2 separate regions of the Mus musculus genome follow, and region 1 is linked to region 2. Evidence: chromatin loops called from intact Hi-C (ENCODE). Cell type or tissue: heart. All regions are shown on one strand.

The links. Hi-C counts contacts between places; a loop is a spot of excess contacts. Peaks named below come from ENCODE experiments on the same cell type or tissue, not always from the same donor. Only the 100,000 strongest peaks of a DNase experiment are listed, where the experiment ranks them.
Region 1: it touches region 2 in a loop (7-fold over the local background); 2 of 42 quality-filtered maps call a loop at or near these places.

What each region holds. Positions count from the first base shown.
Region 1 is chr15:100,633,051-100,641,050 of GRCm38, reverse strand. Smagp (small cell adhesion glycoprotein) reads left to right here and starts at 4,111. Exons shown (of 4, transcript NM_174992.4): 1 at 4,111-4,492; 2 at 4,796-4,864. The coding sequence starts at 4,831. In heart, a CTCF peak has its summit at 3,224 (motif pointing right); DNase peaks (open chromatin) are centred at 530, 3,210, 4,160 and 7,550; H3K4me3 peaks cover 2,302 bases; H3K27ac peaks cover 2,189 bases; H3K27me3 peaks cover 4,243 bases.
Region 2 is chr15:100,533,641-100,541,640 of GRCm38, reverse strand. The region is part of intron 2 of Tfcp2 (transcription factor CP2); the gene reads left to right. Among named protein-coding and RNA genes, the nearest start is that of Tfcp2, 14 kb to the left of the region's middle. In heart, a CTCF peak has its summit at 3,550; no DNase peak of the experiment used is centred here.

The DNA.
Region 1 (8,000 bases), 99 kb before region 2:
ACTTAGACGGGGTAATGGTTTCTGCCCAGGTTCAGAAGGCTTTCGTCACACACCGACCCCAGGTCACGAGCATCCTGGCTGGAATGCTTCTCTGAGTGCATTCCTACAGCAGCAGACACTGTGGGAAAGGGCTGTCTGCTGGAGTCGGAGCCATGTCATCTCTACAGCCTGGTGCCCTGTGAATGAAGGTCTGATCCAGATGGATGCAGCTATGAAAGACAGGGTGGGGTGGGGGAGGGTGGGGGACACAGACAGGAATTTGGCCGGGATGGCATTATGCACAGGGTCAGAAGTTCCAGGCCAAGTGCTATCAGAGCAAACTTTTGTAAAAACACAGTGGCTCTGGGGCTCTGTCACCTGCTCTGCCTTTGTTCCCTCATCCTCCCCCCATCCCAGCCCTCCCCTGCTCTCACGCATGCAGACATCTTTGGTCTTTTGAAACAGGGTCTCAGTGTAGCCTGGGTTGGCTCACATATCCTGCCACTGCCTCCACTTGCTAAGATGACAAGTGTGTGCTGCCACGCCCAACCTACCTTTGTTCTCAGTACAGCTGACAGGTCACACCAGTCACTCCTTGCGAGAACCTCCTGTGTGTTAAATACAGAGACACAGCGCCAAACATGAGGGTGCCGAGCAGACCTGCCAGGGCTGACGTGTTTTAGAGGAAAATGCACACTGGTGAGAAGTTACCCAAGGTTAAACTTGAGAGACAGGACTCGCCCTGTCACTCTCTGGAAATGACTACAGAGGGGACCTCGGTTATCCGGACCCTCTGGTGGGAACCTCAGTTATCTGGATCCTCTGGTTGCAGGCAAGGAATGGACGAGATGAAGAAATAGAGGATTGCCTTTGCAGGTAGGCGGTTCACAGAGCTGCTGGAAGAACAGCTAGGCACAGGAAAGACGAGACCAACCAGTCTGGGGAATCCACGGAGGGGGACAGATCTGCTGCCTGGCCTCAGCTGCTGATACGGCCTGCCTGGCTGCAACATCCTCCCCAGATACGTGTACACTAGAGAAAGAACTGGCTCGTTCCTTTTGTACAATGTGGCCATCCTACAGCAAGGATGTAGGAATGGTGCCTGCCACTACTAGGGCAGGGGACAACATGTCTATGTTGACAGGAATGTGGTGGGTTGGGGCAAGGAGGGCCTTTGATAGTAATTATGAACCATCATAATTTTTACTGTTATGAGGGTCATTTGGTGGGTGTGTACATGGGAGGAGACTCATACAACAGTGCAGTACTATGATGGACTGTTTATTGTACATCAATTATGTCCTGAGCTGGGGCTGGTGAGATGGCTCAGTGGGTAAGAGCACCCGACTGCTCTTCCGAAGGTCAAGTTCAAATCCCAGCAAAAAAGGAGTTCAAATCCCAGCAACCACATGGTGGCTCACAACCATCCGTAACAAAATCTGACTCCCTCTTCTGGAGTGTCTGAAGACAGCAACAGTGTACTTACATATAATAAATAAATTAATTATAAAAAAAAAAAAAAAAAAAAAAAATTATGTCCTGAGCTACAAACACCAATTCTAGAGGGCCCACAGTCCCCTAACGCAGGACACAGAATTTGAGGCACATACAGGATTTTCCAGTAAGTGTGTCCACATAGGAGCTGGGGTTCTGTGTTTATATCTGGGAGTAATTTTTCCATTCTACTTTTGTGTACAGTATACTGTCCAGCACAGGGAGAGGCTGGTAACCGAGTTATTTTTTCATCCATCAAGAAAATGCTTCCGTGATCAATACTTCCCCAAACCCTTTTGAGTGCAGATGAGCCTGTCTCTACCCAGCACAGGCCTCTGGAGGACAGTCCTTCCTGACCCTGTGATGAACATATAGGTTCACACACAGTGGCCCGGGATAAGCAAGCAAGCAAGCAAGCACACACGGTGATGGAGGGTCCATGTCGGGGCACAGCTTCCTGTACCCAAACCCTTAGGAATCATCATCTTCCGAAATCAAGCCCTCTTTTTCTCACTTTGAAAGACTGCCCTTCACAGCTCTCTATACAGTAGTCCTGGGAGGGTGCCTCCCGAGAGATTTTCAAATAACCCCACTGCCGGCTCTGCCCGTTCTAGCTCTCCCCCAGGCACTCCCTCCTGTGGCAGTCAGGATCACTACTCCAGGCTAACTAGGGTGTCATGGAAGGGTAAGAACGGGCTGGGAATAGAGGCACCTCTGCTCCAGGTCCACCATCTGACAAACCCTCAGGCTGCACGGGCACTTGAGTTGGTAGCATGCTTGTCTAACATCCTCGGAGGCCTGGATTTGATTCCCCAGCACTACATAAACCAGGCAGGTGGGCAGACACCTACCTGCCAAGATCAGTCCTCGGAGGTGGGAGGACCAGAACTTCAAGGTCAGCTTTTGCTATGTGATACAGGTGCTGCTGTCTTTAAAAAAAAAGTCTGGAGAAACCCAGTTCAAGCCTTTTGCTTATGGGGTTTGCTTTGTCTTTGTCTCTCCCCCCCCCAATAAAATGGGAACTCTTTGGGGGAGTAGGCCATGTCCAAGTTGTAGGACTTCCTGTCTGATGGGGGTGGGGGGTAAGTCAGTAACTGCTACAACAGAGGCACAGCTAGAGTGGAAAATGCACTACGCTGTGAACATGGTACTTTACTGCGATCCCAAGGAAGCATCCAAGGGGGAAGGAAAGGGCCCACATGCTTGGGTAGTGTGGACAGTCTCAGCCGGGAACTGAACAGTTGGCCCAGACATCATCCAGGAAAAAGGCAAGGACACAGAACACGGCCACCCCAGTAGAAGCACAAGGAAGCCAATAAAGCCAGGCGAAGATAAATGTCACCTGTCTCTTGTCTGCCCTGAGGTCCCTAGAGGTCTGTTGACAAAAGCATGGCTGCTTCAGTTTCCGAGGCTTAAGTTTCACTCTTGGAGAAGACTGGCTGTCCATGTGAGACCGTGTCCATCATCGATTCACTTGACTCCTTATGGAGGTCTGACACAGACGCATCCTGAGTCCCTGCTCCCCAGACTCTGGACAGTGTTGACAGGCTGCGTCTGGGTATAGACTGGGTGTCATGTGCCAACCTGTCGTGCCAGCAATACCAAAGCTGAGGCAGTGGGTCCTAACCTGAGGCCAGCTTGTGGTTTCTGGGAAACTCAGTTGTTAGCTTTACAAGGCAGTTAGGTATCTTCACTGACTAAGCTTTCTCATCAGCCCCAGCAAAGTTTTAAGTGAGCCTGCCGGTGCCGGTGGAGGCCAGAAGAGGGCATCAAGATCTCCTGAAACTGAATCACAGGACGTTGTGAACTACTGGGAGCCTTTCTCCAGCTAACCCCTCTCCCCCCCTCCCCCGCCCCCCAAAGCAACTTTTAAAGGTTATATTTTAAAGAAAAAAAAAAAAAAAGACATGAAAGCCAAGTGTGGTTGGTCAGGTCCGACCCTCAGTGAGCTACCCAGGTAACCTGGCCAGTGTTTTTTGAGCACATTATCATGTGCTAGGTGAGGTTCTAGGCAACTCATTGGAGCTCCGCAATAACCCTAACCCTGAGTTCACACAGCTTTGCCCAAAGAATCAGAAGTAACCTGCGCTAGCTTACACAGCGGGACCACCTCCAGAGCCTGTTATATAGAATTATTGCCTCTTAGTCAACGAGTTCCTCTAGTTAATTTGGGAGCATTTCCTGTCACTGACGTGAGTCCAACTGCTGCTAAAGTACAGCACTGATGAATATTTAAATCAAGGCGCTTGCCTCGGGCTAGGACCAAGGCTGTAAAACGGCCTTACGGGAATTGCCACTTTCAGTCCCCATTTTAGGGATGAGGAAACCGACTACTGAGGTGTTCAGGAATGTGCCCACAGCCACCCAGCTGGCAAGCACTTACGCTGGAGCTTTTAATCCTAAACAGCCCACAGCCACACCTCCTACCCTCTCCACGCTCCACCGCCTCCTGGGAAGGTCGCACGCGGAAGGTCCAGGTGGCCCCGGGAGGTGCTCGGCTAAGTCGCCCCGAAGTCGCGGACTCCAGAGGGCCCACGCGTGACTGAGCTCCCGCGGGACACGCCCCTCGCTCGCCCTACAGCTGGCGCTGCCGACCCCGGCCGAGCCCGGCACGGGGGCGGAGCGGCTCCGGACAGTGGCCTTTCCTCCCGGGGGAACCTGCTGAGGGCGGCCCCGAGCTCCTTCCTGTCCCTCCCACCGCGGTCCGGGCTCGGCGGCCGCTCGGCGCGGGGTCCCGGGCGCGGCTCCGGCGACTCTCGGCCGCTCCCACCCCGGCGAGTTCAAAAGGACGCGCGGCGCCCGGCCCTGCCCGCCCGTCGGACTGGAAAGGTGAGCGCGCTGCGCGGAAGCCCGGAGCCCGCACTCGGCCGCCGCGCGCCTGCGACCTGACCCGCACGGGTACTGCGCGGCTGCAGGGACACTCGACGGCCAGGGCGCGGGCCCGGGGCACGCGGGATCCCCGGGGAGCGGGGCGCACCCAGCGGACGGCTCGGCGGGGCTCCTGGCCCTGGAAGCCCAGGTAATGCAGGTGGCTAAGGGACCCGGATCGCTCATGGGCGCAACCGGGCCGACCCTTGCTTAACTTTCCCAGGCCTGGGGAAAGGGTCACCAACGCCACCCATTCCCCGACCCTGCGACCAGGGTCAGCTCTTGGGGGAAGGATTTGTTTATGGAAGCTGATTAGAACCGAAAGGAAGAGAGTGGATATATCCAGGGGAAGGGACTCGGGGAAAACCTGGCGCCCGAGGCTCTCCTGGGATCTACAAGCCCTGCGACCTCAGGAGCCCGTCCACCTCATTCTTGTCCGTCCTTCTTCCCACAGATCTGACCCTACGAAATAGCCTGCCCTCAGCAACGATGAACAACCTACCGGCCACACCTTCTCCTGAAGGTAGGTGATGAAAGTTATGGAGTAGGGGGGCTGTTTAAGAATTCCCACCCCAGAACAGGTCTTGGAATTCCGCGAGGCCTCACTCAGTGTAGACTGGAAGACTCACCCATCCCCACCCCACTCCACCCCACCCTACCCCTACCAACCCGCTGTCGGGCCTCACGCAGGAAAAAGCTCCAAGAAAACAGAATTCAACTTCAGTGTGCCCTTTTGCGCTATTTTATTCTCAAGTCTGGACCGGACCAATTCCAAGCACTGCGAGTCACCTGGGTTTAGGAAGTTCTTTGATGCCCAAAGGAGCCATTTTTACATTCACCCCAGTAGTTAAGTAAAGGAGAAAGGGAATCTTCTAAAGATAACCGGGAGGACTCGTGATGTCGCTTAATTGGTAGAGAACTTGAGATGAAACCCATTTTGATGGCTTGTGCCTGCAGTCCCTGCAACTTGGGACGTAGAGGCGGGAGTACCAGAAACTCAAGGTTATCCTCAGCTAAATAGTGAATTTAAGTCTAGCCTGGGCTAGAGGGATGTGGGGTGTGTTTAAAAATTCTAGGAGCCAGGTGGTGAATTGAGTCTCACCTTTCCTTTCCTAATCAGGCTGGTTCTGGCGCGCTGACGGATATTTACATATTAATTGGTTTCACCTTGTGCCAGCCTGGGTGTGGGAGGAACTAACTTGTTTTCTTATGTATAGAACAAACGTTCACTTTGAGGGACACTGTTTTTTGCTGATATGAAGTTCGGGGAGGGAGAACCCGGGGAAGGCAAAATCTGAGGCAGTTTCTCCTGGAACTAGTGGAGCACGTGATTCAGACTGCTGCTTGGTGAGAAGTGGTGGGCAAAGAGGAACGGAGGACAGCCCTTCAGGCTGGTGGGTAAAGGCTCTGGAGTGGGAGGCGAGCTTTGCAACAAAGTCTCTAGAAGAGTGAAGTGAGGCTCAGTGTTTACCCCTTCCCGTCTGGTTATTTCATCTAGCACAATACTTCAAGGGACATCCATGCCGTCTGTTCTGGTTGACATTTGCTTTTACTTTTAATTCTTCTGGATGTATATCCCAAAGTGGAGTTGTTGTTAATATATAGCAATTGATATATTTGAAAAGAACCATGATAGAGTTTTTCTTAGTAGCTGTGTTATTTATATCTCCACCAGCAGCATACAAAGGTTCTGATTTCTCCACACCCTCTCTAACAGGTGTGTGTTATTCAGGGCAAGTGTGGCACTAGTGTCTTAGTGGGTGGGAGATGGTGTCTCGTTGTGACTTTGTTTCCCTAGTGACTAGTGATGTCCAAGCATGTTCTTGTGTGCTTGTTGGTCACCTGGACATCTGGAGAAAAGTGTCTTGTTGGAGACTATGTCCGTTTCTGATTGTTTTGTTTTGTTTTTCGAGACAGGGTTTTTCTGTATAGCCCTGGCTATCCTGGAACTCACTTTGTAGACCAGGCTGGCCTCAAACTCAGAAATCCTGCCTCTGCCTCCCAAGTGCTGGGATTAAAGGCGTGCGCCACCACTGCTCGGCACTATGTCTGTTTCTTAAACATTTATTTATTCATGTTGTACATATGTGTGTCTGTGTGCACTTGTGTGTTGTCCCCCCTCTTCAGCTTGCACATGCTGGAGGTCAAAGGGCAACTTTCTGGAGTCAGTTCTCTTCTTCCACCACCTGGGTTTCTAACTCAGGTCCGGCTTGGCAGCAGGTGCCTTCACCTGGGGACCAACTCACTGGCTCCTTGCATGTTTTTAAATCATAGTGTTACACTGTTGCTGAGTTGTGTGTTCTTGGTTCAACAAGTGTCCTGGGTGGGTGGACTTGTAGGATGCAGCACACAGTTTCCTGCCCACTAGGTCTGAGCATACATCCAAGCACAAGAGAGACGGCTAGTGATCAGCCAGGATTCCCTAAAATAAATAAATAAAATAAAATAAAATAAACCAAACCCAAAAAACCCCAAACAGTTTAAAATATGTTTTTCAATGCCACCAAGATAAGACCTTGTATATAGCATTAATATAATGTTAATATAATAATGTCTATGTCTATAACAATGAGTACTTATGGATGAAGATATTGTAATGAATAACTAATTGGTTGATATGGCAATCTTAGTATTATTTATTACCTTGACTTTAAAGGAAATTTAAGTCACTAAAATAAAATCACTAAAAGACATTGTCATAGGCCCCTGAGATTATTGTGGATCAAGCTGCTGGCCATGTTCGGTCCGTCAGAACCCTGTCTCAGGAGGTCTGGCCACCCCACCCCACCCCATGCCACCCAGGGTTCACAGTGGCCTCCTCCCAGGTGCCGTGCTGGATACTCAGCACTTTTACACTGAACAATTTTCTCACCACACTAAGAAGGTTTTATTCTCATCTTATCGAAAAAACAAAATCTGAGTTTAAGAAAGTTAAGAAGTTTTCAGTGATTTCAAAACCAAAACCAAAAACTAAACCAACCAAACAAAAAACTGCCCAGTTTAAAAGAAAGAAACCAAAAGAAAATTTCCCGTCGTGCCGCTGATCAGAGCAGAGGAAGCAGGGCTGGCTGTGCCCAGCCTGAGTGATTCCCCAGGTGTGTTCTTTCTGGCATGGTCTACTGCTCCGGAGGTTTCCTTCACCCAGCTGCCCACCCAGCTGCCGGTCACAGCAGATATGCAGGGCAGAGGGACTGGATTCCGGCTGGCACTCCTAAGGACCGAGGGCTGTGGGAGTGACCCTGTCAGGCAGGTCTAGAGCAAATAAGCAGGTTGGCAGCTTCAGGTGGCAACGGATCTGATGCCTCCTCTCGATAAGAGAACTGGCGGCTCTGGAGACAGGAGGCACAAAGGAATCAGCTAGGATCTGGGTCAACACAAAGACAGCTGTGTGAGGGATCTGAAGGCCTGTGGTGGTTAGGATCTGGGCAGAGCCTTAAAGTGGTGGCCCTCTACCCTGGCTACCTACCTACCCTGAAGTGCGGCCTTTCTTGGAAGCTCAGAAGGGGAGAGAGGGAGAACTTGTTTCTTTCTTTGGGAAAACTGGCAGGAACTGGGGGTCAAAGTTAGGGCCTTCCACAAGCGACCTCCACAATGGCAGGAACTGGGGGTCAAAGTTAGGGCCTTCCACAAGCGACCTCCACAAGCGACCTCCACAAGCG
Region 2 (8,000 bases):
GCAGATGGTTGTGAGCCATCATGTGGGTGGGATCAGGGAATTAAACTCAGGACATGCTGCAAACCCTCTGGGCCCCTTTGTCTGCATGGAACGGGGTCTCTAGTCACGGGTGGGCAAAGCGTTGGATGGAATGACAGACAGATGCACACAGGAGAGGTTGTGTAGAATCTGAATGTAATTTGTCAAATCGAGCATCAAACTTTTTTTACAGAAGAAAATAAGGAAGTTGGGTGACACACCAGCAAGGTACAAAGAGGTTACTGGATTCTTTACATAAAACAGAGGAATGCAAACACAGAAGGTCTAACAGGGACCACCTGGGATAGAATTCATTGTTAACAACTGGGATCAAAAGGAGCTCCACCTAAGATTCACTTAATCTTAGGGTCAAGGGCTTTGTGCCCTTGCCATAGTTCCTATTTTAGTCTATTGTATAGTCCACCTTCCCCCTAGGCCAATTTAAATACGTGTGTATGGGTGTAACTCAGCTATCTATAGTTCTATGTATCTACTCTGGTTTCTCCTTAGGTCTGAAACTTCCTTCTTCCTAGATGATGGTAAATTCCTGTGCAGGGCAGTGACCTAGCTTTTATTCAAAGTGATAGTGTAATACCAGAGGCAATTCTGAATGTCACTGAATAGGCAACATTCTTTCTGAATTCCAAGCCCGTGGTCTGCTCAAGGACTTTCTAGGACATTGGAACACTGGCGAAGGCTTTAGCTATGCCAGAATTCAATCTTAAAAGGCACTTATAGTAGGATAATACTAAAAGAGAGCACGTGGATCCATACACCAGACTAACGCGGGAATGGAATATTAATGTATGGGTTAGAGAGGACGCCAGACTCCAGGAGGTGAGTTTCCGTGAAACTCTGCCTCGTGAGTAGCTTCCAAGCCTCTTGGCCTGTCAAGCTGACTCGACCAGAGTGCATGGCAAGGACACCAGTGTTCTTATACACGGGCCTTCTCTCCAGCCAGGTGATCATCTTTCACTGTGCACACACTGCTTAGTTTTATAAAGTCCAATTTGTCAGTTGTCCTTACTTCTTAGGAGATGGAGTCCTTTTCTTCACCTCCATCAGATAAGACACTTTTATTTCTTTCTGGCAGTTCCAGTGTTTCAGGGTTAGGGTTTGATCCAGTTGGAGTTGGCTTTTGTTCAAGGTCTAGTATCATTCTGCCTGTTCTCCCGACTCCATGGCAATGCTTTTCTCCACATATGTCTTTAACCTCATTGGCAACATTAAGTAGCTGATGTCATGTTTGCTTGTGCTTGGGTCTTCAGTTCTGTTCTGTTGGTATGCATGTCTGCTTTGTGGCAGTGCCATGTTGGTTTATTCCTGTGGCCCTGTACTGTATCTTAGGATCAGGAGTGGTAATCCGCCCAGCACTGTTCTGTTTGTTCAGGATTGTTTTGGCTGTCTGAGGTAGCATGTGAATTTTAGGATAGTTTTTCTCCGTTTGTGTAAAGAGTGAGATGGGGATTTTGATTGGGCTGACATTGAATGTTCACACTGTCATCTTCACAGTATTGATTCCCAGTCCAGGAGCATGTGATGTCTCCATTGTTACCTTTCAGAGGTTTAAAGTCCCCGCAGTTGTGGCCTGCGTTTCTTGGTGAGGTTTATTTCTAGGCACTTTATTTTCTCTGACTCTGTTGTGAATGGAGTGAGTCCACGATCTCCTTCTCTGTATATTTACTGTTGGTGTTCAGAAAAGCCATTGATTTGCACAAGTTGATTCTGTATCCTCCCACATTCTAGAAGTTTTCTGGTAGACTTTTTGGCTCCTGCAGACAGGGATGGGTTGATGACGTCCTGCCTTGTAGCTCCAGCTCTTGCTTACAATGCAGAGCTGAACAGGAACAGAATGGTGGGTATCTGTCCTGTCCTGACTTCCATGGGCAACAGCAGTTCTCAACCTGTGTGTCACAACCCCCATATCAGATACTTACGTTACGACTTACAACAGTAGCAACATTACAGTGTGAAGTAGCATCACAATAAGCTTGCGGCTAGGGCTCAGCACTGCTGAGGAGCAGCGTTAGGAAGGCTGGGAGCCGCTGATTGAGGATGTGGTTGGCTGCGGGTTTCTCGTACATTGCTTTTATTGTGTTGCGGCATGGCCCCTCTAGCCCTACATTTCTAGGACTTTTATCATCAAGGTATGCTGGATTTATAAAAGGCTTTTTCAGCTTCTATTGAGATAATCGTGTGGTTTTTTTGTTTTGTTTGTTTGTTTGTTTGTTTTTGTCTTTAGGCCATTAATGTAGTTTATTGCATTGATGTGTATATGTTGAACCATCCCTGAATTCAGAGATAAAGCCATCTTGATCATGGTGTATAATTTTTTTTTTAATGTTTGCTATATTGTTTGAAAGTATTTTATTGTGTATTTTTGAGTCTTTGTTCATCTGGGATATTGGCCTGTAGTTTTCTTTGCTGTTGTTGCTGTGTCTGCCCCTGGTGTAGGTATTAGATTGATACAGCAGGAGTCTGGGAATGCTCCTGTTTCTTTCCTTATTCTTAATAGTTTAAATAGCTACAGCTAGTCTTCTTGTTGTGAATCTGGTCCCGAATGCCTTTACTTTTTAGCTGGAAGGTTTTTTATTACTATTTCAGTCCCCTTATTTGATGTTTAGGTTGTTGACTTCTTGTTTTCCTTTTGGTAATTTTCAGTCTAGAAATCCATTTCTTTTACATTGTACTGCTTAATTAGACTACAAGCTTTATTTGTTTGTTTGCTTGTTTAGTTTTTTTTGAGACAGGGTTTCTCTATGTAATAGCCTTGGCTGTCCTAGAACTCACTGTATAGACCAGGCTGGCTTCAAACTCAGAGAGCTGCCTGCCTCTGCCTCCTGGGTGCTGGGATTAAACGTGTGGGCGACTCTGTGCAGACTGAGTGCAAACACTCATGTGCAGTATTCTAAATTTCTATGATGTCTATTGTAGTGTTTCCCTGTTCTTTTCTGACTGTTAATTTAAGTCATCTATTTCTTTTCATTAATTGTGCCAAGGATCTGTAGAATTTATCTTCCCAAAGAAAATAGCTCTAAGATTTATTGATTCTTTGGACTGTTTTCTTTGTTTCTGCTTTGTTTTTGTTTTTTTTTTTTTTTTTTTTTTTTTTTTTGCTTTTGGTTTTTCGAGACAAGGTTTCTCTGTGTAGCCCTGGCTGTCCTAGAACTCACTTTGTAGACCAGGCTGGCCTTGAACTGAGAAATCTGCCTGCCTCTGCCTCCCGAGTGCTGGGACTAAAGACGTGCGCCACCACGCCCGGCACTTGTTTTGTTTTTTATTTGATTATTTCTTGCCATCAGCTGGGCTTGTATTTGTTCTTATTCTTCTAGCTTTTTGAATTGCATCATTAAGCCATTTATCTGTGTTCTTTTTGATTTTTTTTTTTTCTTATGGGTGTGGGGTGGGAATTGAGACAGGGTTTCTCTATGTAGCCTTGGCTGGACTGGAACTCCCTCTGTATACCAGGCTGCCTTGAACTTAGAGATCCACTTGGTGCTGGGATTAAAGAAACGCACTACCGCCACCTAGCTGTAAATTATTTCTTAAACCACTATGTTTTAGGAGTATTTTGTTATTAAGATAGCAGGTAAGCTTCTACAAAGTACTTTGCTCCCAACAAAACCTAATAGTGATGGTGAATGAATACAATGGAAGATACTAAGGTATACGCACGCACGCACGCACCCAGAGAGAGAGAGAGAGAGAGAGAGAGAGAGAAAACACGGTATATTTTTAAAAGTTTAAGATATTAAAACACATAACCATCTCATAATATAATATAACAATTCAGCTTATGTTACTTATTAAATATTGATGTGTTTGATTTTGTAAAACAAGGTTTCCCAGACTGGCAGTAGTGGCGCACGTCTTTAATCCCATACTTGGGAGGCAGAGGCAGGTGGATTTCTGAGTTCGAGGCCAGCCTGGTCTACAGAATGAGTTCCAAGACAGCCAGGGCTACACAGAGCAACTCTGTCTTGAAAACAAACAGACAAACAAACAAACAAACAAAAGAAAAAAGACATCGTTTCCCTATGTAATTCAGGCTGCCCTTAATCTGTGACCTATCCCGAGTCTCCCCTGAATACTAGATTAATACCCAAGCCTCAATGTCTCGCCTATATTATCTTTTGTTTCATTTTGGTGTTAAGTTTTTTTGAGACAAGGTCTTAGGTTGCCTTAGCTAGCTTCCAACTTAGCTTCCAAAGGCTGGCTTTGAGCTGGCCTTGCTGCATCTGCTGAGTGGGGCTATAGTGTGAGCCACGCCTAGCTGTCTTTTAAAAGAACAAGTTAATGCTATAACCATGTTGCCAATAAAATATATTTTTCCTTCTCTAAAGAAATAGTTTTAGGGCTGGTGAGATGGCTCAGCAGGTAAGAGCACCGACTGCTCTTCTGAAGGTCCTGAGTTCAAATCCTAGCAACCACATGGCGGCTCACAACCATCTGTAACAAGATCTGATGCCCTCTTCTGGTGCGTCTAAAGACAGCTACAGTGTACTTACATATAATAAATAAATCTTTAAAAAGAAAAGAAATAGTTTTAAAGTGTTTGAACATTGTGGCAGGTATCTTTATTTTTTTACTCATTTATTTTGCCTATTGATGGTTTTTCGTCTATAAAAATTATCTTTCTTGACAGAAAACATAGAAGAAAAACAGGAATGGAGAGGTCTTATCTGCTTCATATTAATTAGTAGTAATTATATCAAAGAGTGAGTCTGTACCATAGGTCTCCGAACATTGTGGGTTTCAGCTTCAGCTTGTTCTGAGATGTGTGTGTGTGTGTATGTGTGTGTGAGTATGTGTGGTCTGTCAGTGTGCATGTGGTATGTGTGCATGCATGTGATAGTATGTGTGGTGTGTACATACATGCATGTTTGAGTGTGGTGTGTATATGGTAGGTGTGGTATCTGGTGTGTATGTGCAAATGTGTGTGTGTGGTGTCTATATTGGGTATATGTGGTATCTGGTATGTATGTGCATGCATGTATGAGTGTGGTATGTGTGTGCATGTGTGGGTATGAGTGTGTATGTATATAAATATATATTCTGCATACTTTTTCAGTACCGTTGCTTTAAGAAAAGCTTCCTTTTTTATACTTGTAGCTGGTGAGTACTCTATGTGATTTTTAACCACCCTCCGTTTTCTCTGTCTCAGTAATGTGTACCTGTGGAATTCCCTTCTTGAGAAATTGGCAGCTGAGCGAGGCAGGTGGAAGTTCATGCAACTTATTGTCCGTGTTAGTTCTGACTTCCTCGAGGGCTGGCTGTTGTTAGCCTTGTTCCAGATGTCGTCACACCTGTCCCTCTTGGTTCTCTAGGCTCTTTCTAGGAGAGAGCATCTTCAAAGCTGGTAGGCCTGAAGGGAAAAGGTTAAAGCATAGTTAAGAATTAGAGACCAATCATTGCCTCAGATGAAGAGGGCAGTGTGTACATCTGCAGAGCATGCAGAAGCTTCCATGTTGTGTGGTATACCGTCTCTCCTGTGCTGCTGTGTATGTCCACAGAGCATGCGTGCAGCAGCCTCTGGTCAGTAGTCTCCGTAGTGTGCTGCCCATTGTCCCTCTCGCGCTTCTCTCACACTCTGGACTCATAGCCATGTTTTTCACGATAGGGTTTCTTGTATCCCAGTGTGGCCATGAGCTTACTGTGTTGCTGAGGATCATCCATTTGTCTATTTGTGTGGCGTGTTTCATCTACTGAGCCATATCACTGGGTCTGATCCTCCTGCCTTTACCTCCCAAGTGTAGGATTAAAGGACCGATCTGCTAGACCTGGTTTATGCTGGGATGCATGCAGATCATGTGCTGCGTCTTATGTATGCTAGGCAAGCACTGTACCAATTAGTCTACATCTCCAGTTTATCCTTTTACCAAACGCGCTTTCTGTACCTTTATGTTTGGTTAGAGACACGCCAGATTGGCTGGCATGGCGGTGAATGAACACCTTTAATCCTATCACTCAGAAAGCAAAGCAGGTGGATCTTTGCGAGTTCAAAGTCAGCCTGGTCTATAGAGTGAGTTCTGGACATCCAGGGCTGTGTAGAGAGACTCTGTCTTAAAAACAAACAAACAAACAAACAAATCTCAACACCCCCCAAAAAACCATCCACCTAAAAAATTGATGTGACAAATTCAGAACAATGCACATTGCATTGGTTCTGCAGAATTGAAGCAGAAATATCAAGTCTCGTCAGTAATGCACACTAAGCACAGAGAAGTCAGCCCTTGAGATTCCTTCATTGAAATGAACTCAATGAATGAAGTGGTTTGATGCAATAGAATGCCTCCTGACACATTGGAGAAACTACCGAGCCTTCAGCATGGGTTTCCTAACTTGTCAGCTTCCCCTTGAGAAAGAGCGGGCTCTCTCATTGCATCAGCACAGGTTAATTATACATGACGATGGGTTTCCTATGACATGCTCCTCCTGATAACTTTTATCCCGCATTACTCTGCCCCCACCGATCCTTTCTCTTTCCAACTCATCCTTCTACTTTCCTGTCATGTGTATGAGTGTGTGACAAGGACTGGGTGCCCTAGTTAGGGTTACTGTTGCGGTGTGATGGAACACCATGACCAAAGCAACTTGAGGAAGAAAGGGTTTATTCAGCCTATGCTAATCAGGGCAGGAACCTGGAGGCAGCGGCTGATGCAGAGGCCATGGAGGGATGGATGCTGCTTACTGACTTGCTCCCCATGGCTTGCTCAGCCTGCTTTTATAGAGAATCCAAGACCACCAGCCCAGGGATGGCACCACATACAGTAGGCCAGACTCTCTCCCGCTAACTAAGAAAATGGATGACTCTACCTTGTGTCAAATTGACCTAGCCAGTACACTGGTTTTAGACTTCCAAATTGGTTCTTTTTGAATGCATTTTCTTTAAGAATAAGTAGGGGCCTTGCATGTATTTACTGAGGATCTTTAAGTCTCAATCTCTAGAACTGAATATTTTTTTTGCTCCAACAGTAAAGAAATACAGAATAGTTAATAATTTTAGATTGTGAAATCTCTGAGGGACTGGTAGGATGTCTCAGTAGTTAAGGCACTTGCTGCTAAATCTGATGACCCAAGTTCCATTCCTGGAAAACCACATGATATATGGAGAGACCAGACTCCAGAAAGCTGTCCTCTAACCCTCATATGTACAGTCTGTGTGTCAATGTAACTTAAAGAAAGAAACCTCCTATGAATGTAGCATATCCAGGGTATGTGCTGCTTTGAGTAATTTTAGAATCTCAACCTTAAATGACAGATCTGTGCTTAGTCATGGAGGGTTAAGTGGAGTGCCACACACTGCTGTGACTGGGCTCTGTATCTTAGCCTCCCTAGACACTGAGATTTGAGGAGGAGAGTACCAGCCTACGTTAGTGAGGGTTGAGCTGTTGCTATGTCAAAATCCAATTTATCTTGATTCCTGGTAATTGTCACTAATTTTTCAAAGAAGCCAGTAGAGTTGTTGTTTGAGGATGATGTCACAGTGAAGTCTCTCAATGCCCAACATTGTTTCTGAATTTGTCTTGTTTTCTACAGTGTTTGTTGTAGCTGGACTTAACTTTTTTTTTTTTAATAGAACTAGTGTCTGGTTTGAAATTGTCTCCAGGAACAAGAGTGTTTTTCCCTGACTGCCACGCCCTAGGAAGGGTAGATTTTCTTGTTTCTCAGAATGCCCACACTGGCTTTGAACTCAAGATTCCCTGGTGCTGGGATTACAGGTGTGTGCCATCACACTGGGCTTTCTCCACTCTTTTTCTTTCTTTCTTTTTTTAAACGTATGTATGAGTGTTTGTCTGCATGTATGTATGTACCATGTGTGTGCCTGGTGCCTGTAGAGGCCAGAAGAGGGTGTTGGATCCCCTGAACATGAGTTACAGATGGTTGTGAGCCACACCATGAGGTACCAAGCAGTGAGTGCTGTTAACTGCTGAGCGTTCTCTCCAGCCTCGCTCTCTACTCTTAACTGCACCCGTTGGGAC